Regions from separate parts of the Homo sapiens genome. Here all the other regions are linked to region 4. A link is a loop called in an ENCODE intact Hi-C map of the cell type or tissue named here. Cell type or tissue: B cell. All regions are shown on one strand. Region 1 has its middle 13 kb from the start of CRB2. Region 2 overlaps STRBP (spermatid perinuclear RNA binding protein). Region 3 overlaps STRBP (spermatid perinuclear RNA binding protein). Region 4 overlaps STRBP (spermatid perinuclear RNA binding protein).

What was found. Hi-C counts contacts between places; a loop is a spot of excess contacts. Peaks named below come from ENCODE experiments on the same cell type or tissue, not always from the same donor. Only the 100,000 strongest peaks of a DNase experiment are listed, where the experiment ranks them.
Region 1: it touches region 4 in a loop (8-fold over the local background); 4 of 110 quality-filtered maps call a loop at or near these places.
Region 2: it touches region 4 in a loop (4-fold over the local background); 4 of 110 quality-filtered maps call a loop at or near these places.
Region 3: it touches region 4 in a loop (5-fold over the local background); 4 of 110 quality-filtered maps call a loop at or near these places.

The regions. Positions count from the first base shown.
Region 1 is chr9:123,340,815-123,345,814 of GRCh38, forward strand. No RefSeq gene overlaps it. Among named protein-coding and RNA genes, the nearest start is that of CRB2, 13 kb to the right of the region's middle. RefSeq lists an enhancer at 2,878-2,937. In B cell, no CTCF peak of the experiment used is centred here; DNase peaks (open chromatin) are centred at 2,757 and 3,447; H3K4me3 peaks cover 624 bases; H3K27ac peaks cover 4,690 bases.
Region 2 is chr9:123,232,238-123,237,237 of GRCh38, forward strand. STRBP (spermatid perinuclear RNA binding protein) reads right to left here. Exons shown (of 19, transcript NM_018387.5): 2 at 4,593-4,729. Among named protein-coding and RNA genes, the nearest start is that of STRBP, 34 kb to the right of the region's middle. RefSeq lists an enhancer at 1,658-1,737. In B cell, no CTCF peak of the experiment used is centred here; DNase peaks (open chromatin) are centred at 2,064, 2,424 and 2,774; H3K4me3 peaks cover 1,663 bases; H3K27ac peaks cover 3,870 bases.
Region 3 is chr9:123,222,782-123,227,781 of GRCh38, forward strand. The region is part of intron 2 of STRBP (spermatid perinuclear RNA binding protein); the gene reads right to left. Among named protein-coding and RNA genes, the nearest start is that of STRBP, 43 kb to the right of the region's middle. In B cell, a CTCF peak has its summit at 2,899 (motif pointing left); a DNase peak (open chromatin) is centred at 2,780; H3K27ac peaks cover 3,620 bases.
Region 4 is chr9:123,172,419-123,177,418 of GRCh38, forward strand. STRBP (spermatid perinuclear RNA binding protein) reads right to left here. Exons shown (of 19, transcript NM_018387.5): 5 at 1,259-1,424. Among named protein-coding and RNA genes, the nearest start is that of MIR600HG, 59 kb to the left of the region's middle. RefSeq lists enhancers at 2,376-3,087, 3,808-3,867. In B cell, no CTCF peak of the experiment used is centred here; DNase peaks (open chromatin) are centred at 2,633 and 3,633; H3K4me3 peaks cover 2,299 bases; H3K27ac peaks cover 5,000 bases.

The DNA.
Region 1 (5,000 bases), 170 kb after region 4:
CCATCCCCACTTCAACCTCTCACTTATTATTTTTTGAGATGGAGTTTCATTCTTGTTGCCCAGGCTGGAGTGCAGTGGTGCAATCTCGGCTCACTGCAACCTCCGCCTCCTAGGTTCAAGCAATTCTCCTGCCTCAGCCTCCCAAGTAGCTGAGATTACAGGCACCACGCCTGGCTAATTTTTTGGTATGTGGTAGAGACAGGGTTTCACCATGTTGGTCAGGCTGGTCTTGAACTCCTGACCTCAGGTGATCCACCCGTCTTGGCCTCCCAAAGTGCTGGGATTACAGGCGTGAGCCACTTTGCCCGGCCTCAACCCCTCACTTATTTACTCATCTCTACTCTCATTCATTCATTCATCATTACACTCACTCGTTAATTAGCTTGTTAATTTATTTACTTGCTGTCTGGTGAATCACGGCTTCACTACTTGCTGCGACTTCGTTACCCCATCTGTGAAATGGGAATAATGACTGTATAGATTTCATAGGGTTGTGTTTACACCGCCCATGGTGAGCACATTATAAATGTTTGTTCTTATGATGATGAGTTATTCACAATACTTCCTAAGCACCAGATCTGTGCCTAGCGTCACGCGGGGCTCTGCGGTGACGGAGGTAAATGAGCTCTCAGCTCAGTGGGAGAGACAGATAAGACCACAGGTGGAGCTGGCATGGGCCTTGCCCATCACCTCCAGATTTCCTCCGATTGTTTTGTGGGCACATAGGGGAGTGTTAAGGGCAGGGGCTGTGGAGCCCTGCACCATGGAATTGTAGGCTGACCCTTTACTTACTAATGCTGCACTCTTGGGTGACAGATTTAACCCCTCTGACCTTGGTTTTCCATCTGCAAAGTGGGACCTGGCAGTAAACATCTTCCTGGATCTAGAGAGGATGCAATGAGATCATGTGTGACCCTTTCTGGGCACTGGGTCAGCTTGCAACAGGGCAGCAATTATTGTTATTGGTGCACGGTGGGAACCGGGTCTCCCCAGGGTGCCGTGAAGTCTCTGAGGGCCGGGACCCAGTTTCTCCTCCTTTTTCTCTCTTTGCTCCACCTTTCTGGGTCTGCCTACTGTTTTCCACCTCCAGCCGTATGCTCATGCCGTTCCCTCTTCCTGAAATAATCTTTCTCGTTATTTCTCCTAAAGCTCTAATATAGTTCTTGGAGGCTTCAGGCCCCAGCTGGGACGTCTCACAAAGTGAATCTGGGGTAGATTTTCAATAAACTCCTCACTTATATCCTGCTGCAGCCAAGCCCCCAGGACCCCATCTCCTTGGAGGAGCCAAGTAGGGTGGCTGCAGCCTCTGCAAGTGAGCTGACTCCTTTGGGGCATAATTCACACTTTCTCTTAGCCTCTGTCCCCCGAGGCCAAGCCTACATGGTCCATCTCTGCAGATTTTCTGCCCACGAGTTCCCTGGAATCCAGAGAACACTCCCAAGAGAGACAGTCCTTGTCACACCACTCATGATCTCCCAGGCTGCTTCTCCCCAGTGCTTAGCACATGGAGATGCATTCATTTCTTGTGAGCACGTTTATTGACTGTGTGGCTCCCCTGCCAGCCTGAACACTCCGCAAGGTCAGGCTCTGCCTCTGGTTCCCCACTCAGTCCCCAGCACCCAGCCCAGACCTGGTGCATAGAAGATGCTTGTCACAGAGATGCTGTGTGGGTGGATGGACAGATGCATGAAGAATCCGTGGTGTGGAGCACACGGGGAAGTGGCCTTTGTTCTTCCATATAGAACGGCAGAGGCTGGAAGACCAAGGATCAGAAATTCCAGAGGTGAGTTTCAGCTCTGTGAGCCCAGACAAGTGGGATCCCCTTTTGGGGGACTCGGTTTCCTTACCTGTGCCATGTCTGCATAATAGTGCCTACCTTATGGAGATGACTCTGAGCATCCAATGATAGGAACTGGGACACCCAGAAGGGAATGATGGCCTGCCAGAATTTGGGGCTGGATCAGTTGCACAGATTCATGTGCCACTCACTACCCTTCCCTGACACCCCTGCTGCCCTGGGCAAGACTTAGGAACTTGGTGACTAGCTAGTTCAGGTGACAGAGGGGCCTGGATGCTCCTTATGAGTCTCCCTTTGGGAGATGAGCCCCTGATTGAGCCTAGATCCTATAGAAATACAGTGTGGGCCAGAGGCCAAGTCATGCATGTCTCTGAGCCTTGGCCACTTTGTCTATAAAAGGCACCATAATATAGGATGAGTGTGGTGGCTTATGCCTGTAATCCTAGCACTCTGGGAGGCCAAGGTGGGAGGATCGCTTGAGCCCAGGAGTTTGAGAACAGCCTGGGCCACAGAGGGAGACTGTGTCTCTACAAAAAATAATAAAACTGATGATGTGTGGTGGCACATGCCTGTGGTCCCAGATACTTGGGAGGCTGAGGCAGGAGGGTCGCTTGAGCCTGGGAGTTAGAAGTTGCAGTGAGCTGTGATTGCACCACTGCACTCCAGCCTGGGTGACAGAGCAAGACCCTGTCTCAAAATAAATACAATATAACACAATAATAAAGCACTGAAATAAAATGAAATGGGTGATAATAGAACTCTACGGGTTGTCCCGAGGAAGCAGAGGGACCTGGAAGTAGATCCCATGGCTTGGTGCCCACAGCTATTAGGATTTTTCTTGTCAGTCGTGGTAGATTTTGGTTCTTCCATAAAGAGGAACCCATTTAGGTGTTTTTTAGAAATACCTCTCTGAATTGAGATTCCGTGACTCTGACTTCCTGGCTGACCGGGTGAGTCTGGCTCAGTTCTCAGTGTAAGCCACACCCCAGTCTTCTACCTCCCACGCAGCCTCTCTTCATTTTGTCTCAAATGGCCCTCTGCTTTCCATGGGAGGCCTGGGCTCAGTCTGGGACTAGGATCTGAGCTTAGACTGGGGTGGAAACTAGGCTCCGTCTGTAAGCAGTATTGAGGTTCAGTCTGCCTGGGAACGATGAGTCTGCGGATGACCTGGGTTGGGTCTCATTCAATGCCAGGATTGTCTGTGACAAGTATTTCAGCCTGCGTTCCTGGAAACAGATTCTGGACTGCACGTGTGTTTCTTGGGGCATGTCCTTGGGAGATCCACCTGGAAGGAAGGAGCAAGGCTGACTGGGCAGAAGGAGACTGACCCACCGTGAGGTTGCAACTGAGGTCCCTACGAGGACCCCTGGAGCTGACGATCCCCTAGGGTTTCCTAGTTGAGAAGGAGCCGTGCCTCTGCAGCCACACATGGGTCAGGCACTGGCCACAGGCTGTCCCTGGCATGGGGTATAACCCAGTGAGGTAACAGCAGTCCCAGCAGCTTGGCCCTGAAGAGGGGCTCTGGAGCACAGAGTAGTCCCCACAACCCACCCCAAAGCTCAGGCTCACACCAGTGTTTCAGTCAGACGCTGGATGTCCCCACAGGACAGGATCTTTGTCCCCAGCATCTAGCACAGGGCCTGGAGGGGCAGCACAAGCCTCAGCCTGCAAATGGAGGAAGAAGAGGAAGTGTGAAGTGGTGCCCTGTGCCGCATTGTGTGGGCCAGCTGCTCAGCCTCCCCCAGAGGTTCAGAGAGGGCTGGCCACCTGCCTAAGGTCACACAGCTGCTAAGGGCAGAGCCAGGATTGGAACCCAGGACTGGCTGAGTCCAGAGCTTATGGTCTCTCAGCCACATCAGACTGTGAGCTTATTAGAAAGCAAGGGCCGGGGGAAAGGAAAAGAGCTGCTCTTCCCAGTTCCCGGAGCAGGGCACTGGAGCGGGGCCCACCAACTCTGGCCACCTCTGGCCAACCTGCCAGGACCCATGCCCAGGGGAGGGAGCAGCATCTTGCGGGCGGGCAGCCTTTCTTGGGTAATGAGGCCCAGCCGGCAGTTTGCAGGCCTTACCATGTGAATAATTCATTTGCAACCAAGTCTGGGAATTAGAAACCGTTACTGGATGATTTATTTAACAGGGGCTGCTGCTGGGGAGAGGGGAGGAGGATTTTGAACTATAAAAGGGAAGTACATACCTTGTAGATAGATTCAGAGAGTCCCACAGACCTGGGTTTCAGTCCAGGTCTGCCTTCTACCAGCTGTGTGACCTTGAATAAGTGACTGGACCTCTCTGTGCCTCAGTTTTCTTTGTTGCAAAAAGGGGATAATAATAGAGTTGTTAAAAGGATTGAATGAGTTAGAATTTGGAGAGCACTTAGAATCATGCCTGGTTCATAGTAAGTGCTCAGTGTTTGTTGTATGAATACATGACAGCCTATATAGAATAGGAGCTTAATTGAGCATGTACTTTGTGACAGGCCCAGTTCTTTTTTTTTTTTTTTTTTGAGACGGAGTCTCGCTCTGACGCCAAGGCTGGAGTGCGGTGGTGTAATCTCGGCTCACTGCAAACTCTGCCTCCAGGGTTCACGCTGTTGCCTCAGCCTTCCGAGTAGCTGGGACTACAGGCACCCGCCACCACGCCTGGCTAATTTTTTGTATTTTTAGTAGAGACCGTGTTAGCCAGGATGATCTCGATCTCCTGACCTCGTGATCCACCCGCCTCGGGCTCCCAAAGTGCTGGGATTACAGGCGTGAGCCATGGCGCCTGGCCGGCAGGCCCTGTTCTAAGAGCTTAACATGCGTTATCTCATAGCACTCATGTAAATTGGATATTATTATTATTGCATCTATATTAGAGATGAGAAAATAGAAGCTCAAGCTGGAGCTCAGACAGCTAGTCCTGGCAAAGCAGGGATCTGAACCCAGCCAAGACTCCCTGACTGCAGGGCCCATGCAGTTAACCACATTCCCATATCACAGATCTGATGCACAGCCTAGCACAGACCTGGCTCTTATTTTAAGAAAAATGTCCCTGTCCCCGCTAAGCATTGCCACTTTCATCATGACATTTGATTCTATTAACAAACCCGACAGGTGGTCAGGGAGCATGTGGTCTCTCTCAGCTGAGGAAGCTGAGGCTCAGAGAAGGACGTGAATCGTTCAATGTCCCACAGCCCCAGATGAAAGCCAGGCCTCCCTGAGGCC
Region 2 (5,000 bases), 60 kb after region 4:
GAGGCGGAGGTTGCAGTGAGCCGAAATCACACCACTGCACTCCAGCCTGGGTGACAGAGTAAGACTCCATCTCAAGAAAAAAGAAACAAAAAAACCTTAGCCGACAATTTCTCCAGGAAGCTGACCCTGCCCCTATTCCATCTATTTCTATAGCCTGTTCTTGTCTGCACCAGTATTTATCACATTGTAGTTATAAACCATTTTCAGTGTCAGCCCAGGTTACAACAGCCCCATACTTGTTCTGGGAATTGTCTCTTCCATCCCTCCTACTTCATTCCATTCACAAAAGTGAGCTTCCAACAGCTCAGCCCTCAGGCAAGCTGAACCAGGGTGGGGCCAGATTCTACCTCCCAGGAATTTGGAATGAAATTAACAGAGAAAACTGGTATGTCTATGTGGCTGAGAATTGTTAGATGTAAAATAAAAGCTCTACGGACAGCCATGTTCTACCATTTGTACTAAAAAGAGAAAAAAGTACATCTTCGAAGAAAAAGAACGAAATGGGCAGAGTTAGGAAAAAACAGTCCTGTGAGCCTTCTGGTTCTTGGTTCCAGCCCTTCCCAAAGCCCCACTGAATTCCTGCCCTCAGGTTCTGTAAGGAAGACCGATTATCTGTAGAAGACAGCTGATTCTTATTTGCAACTAAAAGCTCCAAATAAAACACTACGTTTTTAGACATCTCTTCTATTTATCCTACTAGCACCATGAAGGCAGAAACTGTGTCTTACTCATCTCTCTATCTGCAAGACTAGCAAAGACCCTGAAAAATGCCAGATGCTCAATTAATGACTGTCATCCATGGCACACTAACAGTTATACATTTTTATGTATGTAAATTTTTTCCTCCTTTTTAAAGACAGGGTCTTGCTTTGTCATCTATGCTGGGAGTGCAGTGGCGTGAACATAGCTCATGGCAGCCTAGTACTCCTGGGCTCAAGTGATCCTCTCACATCAGCTTCCCAAGTAGCTGGACTACAGGCGCATACCACCACATCTGGCTAATTTCTTTATTTTTTTAGAGATGGGGGGGTCTCACTACGTTGCCCAGGCTAGTCTCAAACCCCTGGCCTCAAACAATCCTCCCGCATCAGCTTCCCAAGAGTCATTAGGGTTACAGGCCTGAGCCCCTATGCCAGGCTTATGTATATAAATTTGAACTTTAAGAAGTGTTAACAAGTATCAAACTCCAGCTAATTATATGTATGTCAAAATGTTTAGGGGTAAACTGTAAGGATGTCTGCAGCTTATTTTGAAATGAAGCAAAAAGTAAGATGTAATGAAGGTTAAATAGTGGAGTGAATAGATGCATAGATGTAAGATACAGTTAATGAAAGATAATGTTAATTGCAGAATATAGGCTGCACTAATTGCAGAATATATGGAGGTTCACTATACAACTCTTCCAACTTTTTGCATGTTTAAGCTTTTTCATAATAAAATGTTTGGAGAAAAATGTAACAGCAATACATCTGCATTGATTTACATGGGAAAGTCTACATAAATAAACATGCTCATGTTAGCTCATTTCACTGCCCTCTGCCATGAAATGGGAATTCAAAGAACTTTAATAATAGGTGACTCTCCTTTCATTGCACAGTACATTTTCAAAGTGTTTTGTCTTTTCAGTTCACATGCTTCTTTTAAAGTGACAACAGCAAGGCACAATTAAAATGTAAAACTAGGCCGGGCGCGGTGGCTCACGCCTGTAATACCAGCACTTTGGGAGGCCAAGGCGGGCAGATCACGAGGTCAGGAGATTGAGACCATCCTGGCTAATACGGTGAAATCCCGTCTCTATTAAAAATACAAAAAAATTAGCCAGGCGTGGTGGCGGGCGCCTGTAGTCCCAGCTACTCAGGAGGCTGAGGCAGGAGAATGGCATGAACCCGGGAGGCAGAGTTTGTGGTGAGCAGAGATCACACCACTGCACTCCAGCCTGGGCGACAGAGCGAGACGCCGTGTCAAAAAAAAAAAAAAAAAAAGAAGTAAAACTAAATACTTCTAATTTCATGTCTCCTTTAAAACTAGTTTTGGAAAACATTAAAATTAGATAGGCTAATTCAAACCAGTTTTCTGTTACCAAGACTATTCAGAAGACAAAAAAAAAAAAGAGCTGGCAACTTTAATACTGTTAAGTTTCTCTTCACAAGACAGAAAAAACTGAGAATCACAGACTGTTAAAACTGGTCAAAAAGACTAATACTGTACAGGATCCTTACTTCCCAAAAAGAAAACTAAGACCCAAAGAGATAAAATATCCTGCCCAAGACCACCAAGTAACTTTGTAGCAAGGCTCAGACTCAAAACCTGGACTTATCACTAAAAATCTAGTGTTCTTCCCATCCTAGTTGGTAGTCTTAAATCCTGTTTTGTTTTGTTTTTTCAAAAGTAATAGTATATAAAGTGCCTAGTCTCAGCATAAACATTTTGTATTTGTTCAGGCCGAGCGAGGTGGCTGATGCCTGTAATCCCAGCACATTGGGAAGTTGAGGGAAGCAGATCACTTGAGGTCAGGAGTTCAAGACCAGCCTGGCCAAGATGGTAAAACCCTACCTCTACTAAAAATACAAAAATTAGCCAGGCATGGGGGTGCACACCTGTTATCCCAGCTACTTGGGAGGCCAAGGCAGGAGACTCGCTTGAACCTGGGAGGCAGAGGTCGCAGTCAGCTGAGCCTGGGCAACACAGACTCCATCTCAAAAAATAAAAAAAAAGTTTAAAAAAATTTTTTTTGTATCTGTTCAACTGGCTTTTTTTTTGGGGGGGGGGGGTACTGGGTATTCAGGTTATAAATACAAGTGAACACCGGAAACACATTACAACCAGTATTCAAATGACATACCTTATGTAACCACTGAAACTGAACTTCACTAAAATGACCTGAAAGTGTTTTTCCATCAATTTAGGCAAATAAAGAGGCAATGACAGAATTTTAACAACACACTTGCCAGCATTCCTTGTCTGTGGTAGAAGGCCAAAATTTTGCATGTAACTTTTCTAAAAAGTAGGTAACACAAAGCTACAGAAGTTGAAGGATAAGCCTTTTTTAATTTAGGTTTTTTTTTTTCATTTTGCAAATAAATCAATATGTGTATGTTAAAATAATGGATTACAGAGATACAGATAACTGTATCCTTGCAAAACCACTGAAAGAATGCTAGTCCCAGTTAGACTTCACTGAATTTATGATACAACCACTTTTATTTCTATTGTGATTGTCAGACAACTGAAAATCTAATTAAAATCTGTATGAACTAAGAGCAACTTCAGGAAAAAAAAAAAAAAAAAAGTTATCCCAAAGACAACTGAAAATCTAAGTAGAATCTGGATGAAGAGACAAGTTCAGCAAAAAAAAAAAAAAAAAAAAAAAAAAAAAAAAGTTATCCCAGAGAGCTATTGGTTGGTCATTAACCACATGCAAAAAGAATGGCACTCTTTGTCTGATCTCTTCCCTTTCATAGCAAAACTGAAGCTGTAAAGAATGTCTAAAGGGTAGTCTATGGAAAATTAAATTGAAGTCATGTTATTTCTATCTATTAAAATTCAGCTATACTAAAGTCACTTCTGAAATGATTTAGGAATAGAGCGCTCAGCAAAATAAACTTCCAAGAAAAATAATCAAAAATAAGAACACCAGAATGAGTTTGCTACCTGTTCTATTAAAATAGGAATGTGTAAAAGGCTCCATCTTACTTTCTGATTAATAATCCATCTGCACAAATACTTAATATGTGTCATAGTCCACAGCTTCCAATCTCTAAATCAGATTACCACAAACTCTACAACTTAACATGCACTAGCAAGAACATTTCAACACACTTTGAATACAAAAATACTCAAAATACTGAGGAATGGTACCTTACCTTCTAGTGTCAGCAAGGAGAAAGGACTCCTCCAGCTGCTCTAAAGTAGAAAATGTTCCCAATTTCTTGAGTACCATATAGTATAAAGTGGTTTTATCACATAGTACAGCAAAATTATTGGTGAAATTATATGAACACTGTATTTCACAATACATGCTACTTACTAAGAAAAAAACATTAAGTGCCCCAATATTTAATTTCTATTTTTATTTCCTATTTTATTTCTATTTCATTTGCTCATTTTACATGTCACTTTACCGTAAGCAAGTCTATAAAAGTATAATTTTTAAAGAGAGTAAAATCTCTGCTACCCGGTATTACATAAACTGACATATCTAAAACATGGCGTCATTTGTGAACATCATGATGACAGTGAGGCAATACAAGTTCTTAACGTACTTTCTGAATCTTCAAAATGACATCAAATTATCAATAATTCTCATCAAATGATAGTAATTTGCCAGCATAGTATATTGGACATTGGTGATATTAGACACCCTAAGAAAGGATACAAGAGTAGTGACCACAGTAAATATAAAAATTGAATAGGATTTTCTAAAAAAAAAAAAAAAAGTGTGTCATACAAACTTCACTGACTCTGGAGCCATGATGTCTGGATTTAAGTCCCAGCTCTTCAACTTTCTAGCTGGTTTCATTCAATGTTTAACCACCTATGTCTCGATTTTCTCCTTTACGAAGGGAATACCATCACTTACTTTATCTACTTACCTTTATAAGAAGCAACAGTTGAGGCCAGGCACAGTGGCTCGTGCCTGTAATCCCAGCACCTTGGGAGGCTGAGGCAGGCGGATCACTTGCGTTCAGGAGTTCGAGACCAGCCAGGTCAACATGGCAAAACCCCGTCTCTACTAAAAATACAAAAATTAGCTGGGCGTGGTGGCGCACACCTGTAATTCCAGCTACTCGGGAGGCTGAGGCAGGAGAATCACTTGAACCCAGGAGGCAGAGGTTGTAGTACAGAGCCGAGATTGAGCCTCTGCACTCCAGCCTGGGCAACAGAGCCAGACTCCATCTCAATAACAACAACAAAAAAGCAAGAGTTGAATGTGTGTAATAATACTTTGCAAACCACAGCAGTGAGCTATTCTAACATTCCTACTGAAATCTACAGTGTTA
Region 3 (5,000 bases), 50 kb after region 4:
TTCTCTTATGAAATCTACCAAATTTTAGGAATCACAATCTACTTTTACAATATGATCCAAAAATTGTGCTTAAGTATTTACCCAGTTGACCTGCACAGGAACGTTTATGACAGCTTTATTTATAATCATCAGAACTGGAAGCAAAAAAGATGTCTTTCGAGGTGAATACCAAAAAAAAAAGGCAAATGATAGCAATATTATTCAGTGATTTAATGGAGTTCACCATCAAAGCATAAAAAAGACATGAAGGAAGCTCAGATAGATAGATGATAGATAGATAGATAGATAGATAGATAGATAGATAGATAGATAGATAAAAATGAGCTCATCTAAAAAAAGCTATGTAATATATTATTCCAACTATATGACATTCCAGAAAGGGCAGAACTAAAGACAATAAAAATATCAATAGTTGCCAAGATTTCTGGAGAAAGAGGACAGAGGTTAATAAGTGGAAACGGGATTTTTAAAGCATGAAAGTATTCTTTATGAGACCATAATGGTAACCATAACATTATAAATATTTCAAAATTCACAGAACTGTATAACAGAATGAACATTATGCAAATTATACTTTAAATAATAACATATCAATATTTGCTCATTAATTTTAGCAAACGTGCCAACAGTAATGTAAGATGTTAAAAATAGGTGGAATTATGAGGTGGGAGTGAGGGGATAGAATGATATGAAAACTTTTTGTATTACATGCTCAATTTTTATGTCAATCTAAAACTCTCCAGTTAAAGAAATACATTAGTTTTTAAAATAATAATATAGTACCACTGTTTCAGGGAGATCTCTTCATACTAATGTTCAACAATCAGGTAATATCTAGACATTATGAGCTCAAAACATTATTATTAAATGTGAAGCAAAATTGGAAAAAAGAAACACAAAAGCATGAGTTCATATAGATAATTCCAATTCAACGTTACAATTTTTTTTTATGAACCTCTTGGATTTTTTTCCTCTTCCACTAAAAATCTTGATTCTTAGTATTTATTTATATTCATATATGTGCTTTATAATTAACAGAAATTACAGGGAACAGTTCAACATTTCTTTGCGGGATAAGCTCTCAGAGGCAAGAAGCCACTTTATTAATGGTTTATTTTTTACTTCTGACACAGGCAGAACCAAAGGTGCTAGAGTAGAGCAACAAAGTAGAAGCAAAGAAGAGTACGCAAGGTGCTCCAGAGATGCTATAGTTAGAAAAATTCCACATGGATTTACACTGGCAGAATTACACTTCACAACATGTTTCAAAATTCCGAGTTCCACAAAATTCAAATGCCACAAAACAAAATACACAGTGAATAAAAAAGAAAACATCTACTCATATTTATATATTAGCTCTAATCTTTACAAGGTGGAGCCCCATTTTATAAAGAAACTAAAAACTAAGAGATTAAGCTAACCAAATTCACACCCACTCATGCCTTGTCTAATCTTGTCTCCAATCATGGGCCCAAATCTTTTTTGTAACTATTTCCTAACAGCTGGACACACCTGTAACAAAAACACAATTCTTCACTCACAGAACAAAACAGCTTTCATTAACTCTCTCGCAGTTCAGGAACTAAACAGGGCTACCTATTACCTCCTGAATCAGATTTCACCTGACTTAATTCAATCCTATCACCCATTGTTCCCATCACTTCTAATTCCAGTCAGACCAGTGAGTTCTCTGTTCTAAAAAATGCCAAGATAATTCCCACCCACAGACATACTCACGATTCATCTTTTCACGCAACTTTCACGGAGCATTTACTACGTGTTCTAGGCCTGTACTCGATACTAAGAGGAGAAAGACAAAACAAGAAATCCCACCTCAAAGAGTTAATAACATTATAGGAAAGAGATACTTGTAACTGATTAGGTAGACTCAAACAAGTACTATACTGGGGTACAAAGTCCTATTGAAAACAGAGGAAGATGTCAAAAAGAAGTGACCAATTGGAACTTACATGTACTGCTGGTAGTAGTGGAAAGTGAAAAAAAGATACTTAAAACTTTTCAGCAGACTCTCCTAAAGCTGAACATACACAGAACCCATGACCCATTAGTTTCACTCCATGTTACATACCTAGAGAAACATATATATTTAAACCAGAGGACGTGCAAATATGTTCATAGCAGTACTTACTTGCATTAGTCAAAAACTGGAAATAGCCTATGTGTCCATCAATAGTACAATGGATAGTGTTATACTCACACAATGAAACAATATGAAATCAACAAAAAATGAAGTCCACAAATATTGAAAGAAATGCTGAAAGAAAGAAACCATACACACACAATTTTGATTACATAAAGTTTGAAAACAGGCAAAACTAGTCAAAACCAGTGATTCAGTGGTGGAGTGGGGAGTGTGCAGTGATGAAGATGAGGACACGGGAGAAGTTTCTGGGTGCTGGCAACGTTCTATTTCTTCTGGGTACCGGTTATAAGGATGAATTCACTTCAAGAAAATTCATCAAGCTATACACACTTATGATTTATGTAGTTTGTTTTACACTTTAACAAAAATTTTACTTACAAAAGACAGATGGGGAAAAAGGAAAACAGAAAAGTAAACTAGCATTTATATTCTAGTAAGTTCCTAGACACCATGGAAATTATTCTATCTAATCACAGCCACCTCTGGAGGTTGTGGTATACACGTGTTATTTCCTTTTTCAGCCCCACATCTGAATCCTCTTTCCTATGTTTGGGGAATCCCCCACCTTATGAGGCAGCGCCTACCTCCAGATGGTGATTCAAAAGCAAATGACTCAAAGAAGCTGGGTCCTCAGAAAATCTATTCTGGCAAGTGAAAGCAGCAAGCACAGCAGCTTCATCCAGTTTCCAGAGACAGTAATTCTACCTACAGTGTCTAGCACCCCCTGATGGTATTGGCGATTCAACCTCGTCTGTGCCTAGAATCTTGTTCCTGGATGCTAACTTCTCAGCCTATTTCTCCAGCCCTCCAAGAGATTCTGTGAGCCACCTAACACCCTGTTCATAAGTTCCTTTCCCAGACTCAATTTCTGTTGCTCACAACTAAAAGTCTTGACTATTACCCCATTTGATAAATGTGAAAAAAAGCTAATAACTTTGAAAAACAGTTTGGTGGTTTTTTATAAAGTTAAATTCACTTATCATACAATCCAGCGCTCCCACACCCAAGGTATTTGCCCAACAGAAATGAAAATGTTTATAGCAAATTTACTCATAATGGCCAAAAACTAGAAATAACCCCAAAATCCATCAACTGGTAAATGAATAAACTGTGGTAAATCCATACACTGGAATACTTCTGGGCAATAAAAAGAAATGCACTCCTGATACATGCAATTACACAGATGCATCTCGAAAGCACAGAGGCTAAATGAAAGAGGTTTGACTAAAAATGAGTCACACTTAAGAAATCAGATCAATGGTTTCCAGGAGCAGGAGGTGAAGAGAGGGAACTGACTACATGGCACTGAAAGGAACGTTTTGTAGTAATGGATATATCTTGATGGTGGTTACATGACTAAGTCTGTCAAAATTCATAGAACCGTATATTCAAAAAAAATGTATTTTACTATATTCAAAGTATACGTCAATAAAAATGACTTTTTTATTATTAAAAGGGACTCAAGAATGGCCAGAAATCTTCCTCAAGGTCACATATATACTAAGCAGATTCAAACTCAGGTTCTAATTCAGATGCCATGCCTTGAAGGTTAAAGAGATCTTGCTAAAGGCACAGAAAAGAGAAGATTGGGAAAGATAAGGGAAACTAAGTTGTCCTTTTCTCCCCAAAACCTAATCAAAATTTTTCAAGGCCTGCCTCAGACCCCCACCTCTGCCATACAGCCATCCATTTACTTATTCCACAAATATATCTTGAATGGTTACTATGTGCCACGCACTGTGACACTTTAGGTTACATCTGTAAACAAAACAGAAATCCCTGCCCTCATGGAGCTTCAGCTTAGCGGTGTTGGGGAGTGAGGGGGTGGCGGGGTGGGGAGGAAGAGCAATGTATCACTGTCTCAGTCCATTTTATGCTATTATAACAGAATACCACAGATTTGGTAATTTATAATGAATAAAAATATATTTGGCTCATGGTTCTAGAGTCTTGGAAATCCAAGACTAAGGGGCCACATCTGGTGAGAGCTTTCTTGCCACGTCATAACATGGTGGAAGGCATCACATGAGCGAGAGAAAGAGATCTAATTCACAGCCTCAAGTTCTTTTATAATCAGCATTAATCCATTCGTGAGAGTAAATTCCTCATGATCTAAACACCTCCTACTAGGTCTCACCTCCCCAAGTTGCTGCGGGGATTAAGTTTCCAACACATGCTTTTTGGGAGACGCATTCAAACCACGGCAATCATAAACATAAGTCAATAATGTACTCAATCAATGTTAAATGTTATGCAAAAATTTAAAAGAGGAGAATCCAGAATGTAGGAGGAGCAAGTTACATAATTAAAGGTAACCAGGGTAAGCTTACTGAATATGGTGAGCTTTGAGGAGATCTGAAAATGGTAAAGAACATTTCCAACAGAAAGAACATCAAGTGCAAAGGCCCTGAGTCTAACACACACCTGTTTGAAGAAGAGCAAGGAGGTGAATGCAGTAAGCCAAAGGATAACAACAACAGATGTGGTCAGAGAGGTAACAGGGTCAGATGAAGTAGGGCCTAGTTTGGCTGTTACTGAGTGAAACAGGGAGGCAATGCAGGGTTTTGAGCAGAAAATGCATATGATCTGACATATTTATTGTTTTCTCTTTTTTTTTTTTTCTTTTTTTTTTTTTTTTGAGATAGAGTCTCACTCTGTCGCTCAGGCTGGAGTGCAGTGGTGCAATCTTGGCTCACTGCAACCTCCGCCTCCCAGGTTCAAGCTGTTCTTGAGCCTCAGCCTCCCAAGTAGCTGGGATTACAGGTATGCACCCCACACCTGGCTAATTTTTGTATTTTTAGTAGAGACAAGGTTTCACCATGTTGGCCAGGCTGGT
Region 4 (5,000 bases):
AGCTTTATTGCATGTTTAATACATAAAGCTATGTTCCACTCTCCTTCCTCCAAATGATCACAAAAGGATTTTTTTAAAAGGGAGGGAAAGGTAAATAGATTCAACCCTATAAAAGACCAGAAAACATTTCTCCATCAAAATTGAAAGTGGAAAAGCCAAGTATGTTCTGTCACTTTAAAAACCATATATTAAGACAAAATGATAACATAGTGCCCCCAAAATTAATACAGGAGAATGTGCCAATCAGTAAAATAAATCTGAGTGTCAAGAATGGTACTAAAAAATCAGAGATGGTTTTGAGGGTCAGCTAGTGAATATGAAAGAAAATGATCTAGTAACAAAGCTAAGAAAAACAAACTTAGAATTCATACATCTTGAAAAAAAGACCCCTTTTAAAAGATATACAAATAAAAGAAACTAAATTTTAAAAAGTGAGTGGTGGTGGGGAGCATTCAACAATTCACAAGTTTGGACTTAGAGGCCAACATCTATTTCTGTGGCATTGATATGAAGACAAACTAATATAAAATTATCAAAAGCTGTAATTTAATTGGACCACAGACAATATGCATCTGAAACTGAAGATGATCACAGACTCCCAATCAGTGATGCAATGAGTCCTTGGGGTAGGCTGGCAGGGCAGGTCCTAGAATGACCAGAACCCCAGAATGGTTACCTTCATCCCTGAGGAGCCTTCAGCCTTCAGCAGCATCCTCCAGGGAACATGCCAGCATCATATTTTTCTAAATGCATCCCAGTGTAAAAAAGGTTTGGAGACAAGAAATAAACAGTAATTTCCATTAACAGAACAAAGAGGTGGCAAATTAACTGAGTCTTCAGTTTTAAAAATTACTATCTATGAAAGTCTCTCGTTGATAAGAAAGTCTCTTAGTCGCTAGAAAGTATCTAGGCTGTTTTCAATCTTCCAATTCTTTTCTGCAGTATACCAACCCTTCCAAGAACTTTATAATGGTGAGACCTAGCCTGGAAAAAATGAAGATTCTCAGCAAGATACAACGGAAAAGTTTAAGATGGTACCTTAATGGCCATCTTAATTTGGTAAATATATCCTGAGTACAAATCACCAGAAGTTTGCTTTAACTGTGATGAATTAGTCATTGACCCAGAGTAGCAGTACTCATTTTGTCTGTGTCTATCCTATTAGCTATTAGCAATTCTGGTTAATAATTTTTTCAAAGTCACTACCTATTTCACCTTTTTACAAATTCGCCTAGAGGTGCAGTTAAACTGTACTCACCTGAATCTGAATAGGAAGATTATCTTTGACTGTATTTAACAGGGTCTCTGTGGGTTTGTCTTTGCACATTAAAACCAGCTCCAAGTCCATATCATCTTTAATCAGCAAGCCTTTTGCAACCAGGCCAATCCTCATTACACCACACAATGTCCGACCACCTTGATCCCTAAAAATAAAAGTCTGCATGATTACTTTCACAACCTATTTCCCAAACTATAACTTAATCATCACTTGGCTTCCTGAATACTCTTACAAACTGATAAGGGAGTATGTAAATCCAGACATCCAAGTATCCACAAAATTAAGCCTCAGATTTGAGGCTTATAAAGTATCTATCTTCCCTCAAGGAGTCAATGGGGAACGTATTTCATACTACAGATCTTGTAATTCTTTACTACATTTATATTGCTTAAGAAAACTCAAAAATACTGTATTCTCTTAAATATTTTTTCAAATTGTTCTTTTAAATTTCCTTCTGGCCAGGTGCAGTGGCTCATGCCTGTAATCCCAACACTTTGGGAGGTCAAGGCAGGAGGATCATTTGAGCCCAGTAGTTCAAGACCAACCTGGGCAACACAGTAACACCCTGTTGCCACAAAAAATGTAAAACAATTAGCCAGGTGTAGTGGCATGCACCTGTAGTGCCAGCTATTCAAGAAGCAATGGAGAGAGGATTGTTTGAGCCCAGGAGGTTGAGGCTGCACTGAACCATGTTTGCACCACTGCACTCCAGCGTGGGTGACAGAATGAGACCCTGTCTCAAAAAATAAAAATAAACTTCCTTCTGTGTTAGTAGTAATTAGGCAATTTGTGAGGAACATGAATACCACTGTATATTGGGAAAGAACATCAGCACAGAAATCTAAAAGACCTGGATTCTACTCGTAGTGCCTGCTGACTCAGTATCCACAACAGTAAAATGACTATTGGCTAGATGAGCTAAAGTTCCTCCCAACTATATCATTCTAAAGTGCCTCCCTTTCTATATCAGCTTATGGGGAAAGCAGAAAAATGTGATAAAAGTATAGAGCTAAGGAAGGAAAGATAAACTGCCAGCATATGCATTCCAAATCCAGGAGTAGCTAAAAGAGCAAACACTCAAAGAAATCAAGTCATAAATGGTGCATAAGAAAGGTGCTCATCTATCCTTGATTTTAATTCTAAAAGTTTCTTATTGGTTCATTTCCCTTAATCACAAATGAAAATAGTAACTAAGTTTAACCGTCTTTCAACAAATAAGCAAGTGTTTGGGTATGGCAAACATATTTACAGGAGTTACAGTCTCTCCTGCTCCTGAGGCTTACTCTGTAGTTAAGCAACAAAAGCAGTAACAGTTTAAGTGCCCTATTTAAAAGGGGAAGAGAAAGTAACATCTGAGCACAAACAGGTGTCACATATTCTCATTTAAATCTCACCACAAGCCTCCATTTGCAAGACAAGAAATGTGAGCCTCAGAAAAGTTAATTGTTCAAGTTCACCAAGAAAGTAAAATGGCAAAGCCTAAATTCAAACCTAAGTTGTTTTGACCACAACATTCAGGTCCCTTACATTATATGATTGCTTCCCAAGTTCAGAAAAGGGAGAGGTCAAAATTAGAGATGTCAAGCAAGGCAAACTGAAAGTCTGACTTCAGCAGAATCTTGATCTACCTAGATGGGAAACAGTCATTCTAGCTATAAGCAAAGAATCAGCAGAGTTGGGCAAGAATCAGCAGAGTTGAGAATAAAATGGAAAGGGAGAAGGAAGAGAAACAAATTGTGGCAGTGGAAACTAGAAAGGAAGATAAATAATCCAGCCATGGGTTCAGTGCCTGGCACACTTATAGAGATTCAATAAACATTAAATCAATGAAAAATGTTAAAGGTGGTATAAATATAGAAATAAAAAGCATTTTAAAGCAGGTGACCAAGTGTAGGCAATTGTCTGATATTAACAATAGAGAATCAGTCATCTTTGATTTCTTCTTCCTCTGTATCCTTGTCCTCTCATTCTTCCAAGTCTAATATTGTAATGGTTTATAAATTATCCCTCTATAATCACCATCAAACTTGCAAACCAGTTTCTTCAGGCTTTTATTACCTCTCACGTAGACCACCTCAATAACCTCCTCCTTACTGGCCTTTCTGACCTCTGTCATCTCCAAAGTACTGTATACAGCAACCAGAATAATCTTCCAAAGGCGCTGATTGGATAACACTCTACCTACTAATTCATTGGTGTCCCACTGAACACTTGGACACTTACCATATTGGAAAGCAATTTAGAAAATGACATCGCTTCCTGGTTCAAATCCTGGCTCTGCTACTTACTGTGTGACATTGGACAAATTTCAAATAACTTGACTTCTTTTGAGCCTGCTTCCTCATTTGTAAAACAGGAATAATACCTTTCTCACAGAGTGGTAGTGAGAATATATGTTAACAAACTTTGGCCAGAGCCCAACAGATATTAACAGCTCAATAAACAACAGTTATTATTCCTTAAACAGTTCTATACTTTCTCATACCTAGATCGGTGCTGAGATTTATTTTTTTCTTTCACTTTCACCACATGCCAAAACCCTACCCCTATCCATCCTCTGAGCCTATTCCAAGTGCTACCTCCTTCATGGAGCTTTTGCAGATTTCCAGAACCAGCACATCATCGTCTCTCCCTGCTCTGTACTTTCACATGTTATTCACAGGAAACTGAAGAATAGATGCTAAGAAAACTGGATCTGGAGTCAGAGAAACTTCAATATGAGTCCTGGTTCAACCACACATATTTACTAAGTAGCCTTAAGCAAGTTAAAGTTTGTTAATGATTCTGAGTCACTCTTTTTTTTATAAGCAAGTTTGGAGCACAGGAAATTTCACAAGTAAAACAGGAGTGGAGAAAGGAAGATAATAATATTAGAGACTGGTAGATTTGCTGCAAGATAGTAGGAAAAGTATGTGGTACAATAGTTGGCACTCAATAAACAGTAGCTGTTATTAGCTCAGTTATTAAATTCTAAACCATAATTATGATATACTTGGTCTTATCAGCCCACAGGTAGAAGACAGCATGATTGAGCAAAAAATCAATTCCTAATTCAAACAGTTCTGAATTTCAATTTAAAAATTGGAACATAGCAGTTATTGTAAAGCAAGCAACCCAATGTATTTGAATTTACTATATGTGAATTTAAAATTAAAAACAGAATTCTAATATTCCTAATAATACATATTGTAGGACCTTGTATAAGTTATTTGACTTTTGAATCCATTTTGAAAAAGGTAAAGCATTAAGTTAAATTAAGACAGCATAGGTAAAAGCTGCCTAACCGTGCCTGGCAATGGAAAATGCTTAATTGCTTAATAAATACAAGCTACCCCCCACCCATCTCTGTGTCCTTCAGAGTGGTTAACACTCACCAGGTGCACAATATATGTTTATTACCAGAACACAACTCTGTCCTTGGAATACATGCCAGCCTCTGATATAAGAATAGAATCTCATTCTGCACTCCTTGAGTTCCACCACATGGGAAGGATCATAGGCAAGGGCTCACCCAGGGACTGTTCCACAAAACGGAAAGACTGTACATAGACAACCAAGAGCATCCACACACAGAAGTATAAAATCCAGGCCTGGCATGGTGGCTCATGTCTGTAATCCCAGCACTTTGGGAGGCCAAGGCAGGATAGCTTGAGGTCAGGAATTCGAGACCAAATTCGGCAATGCAGCAAGACTCTGTCTCTCCAAACGAAATTCTTTTTTT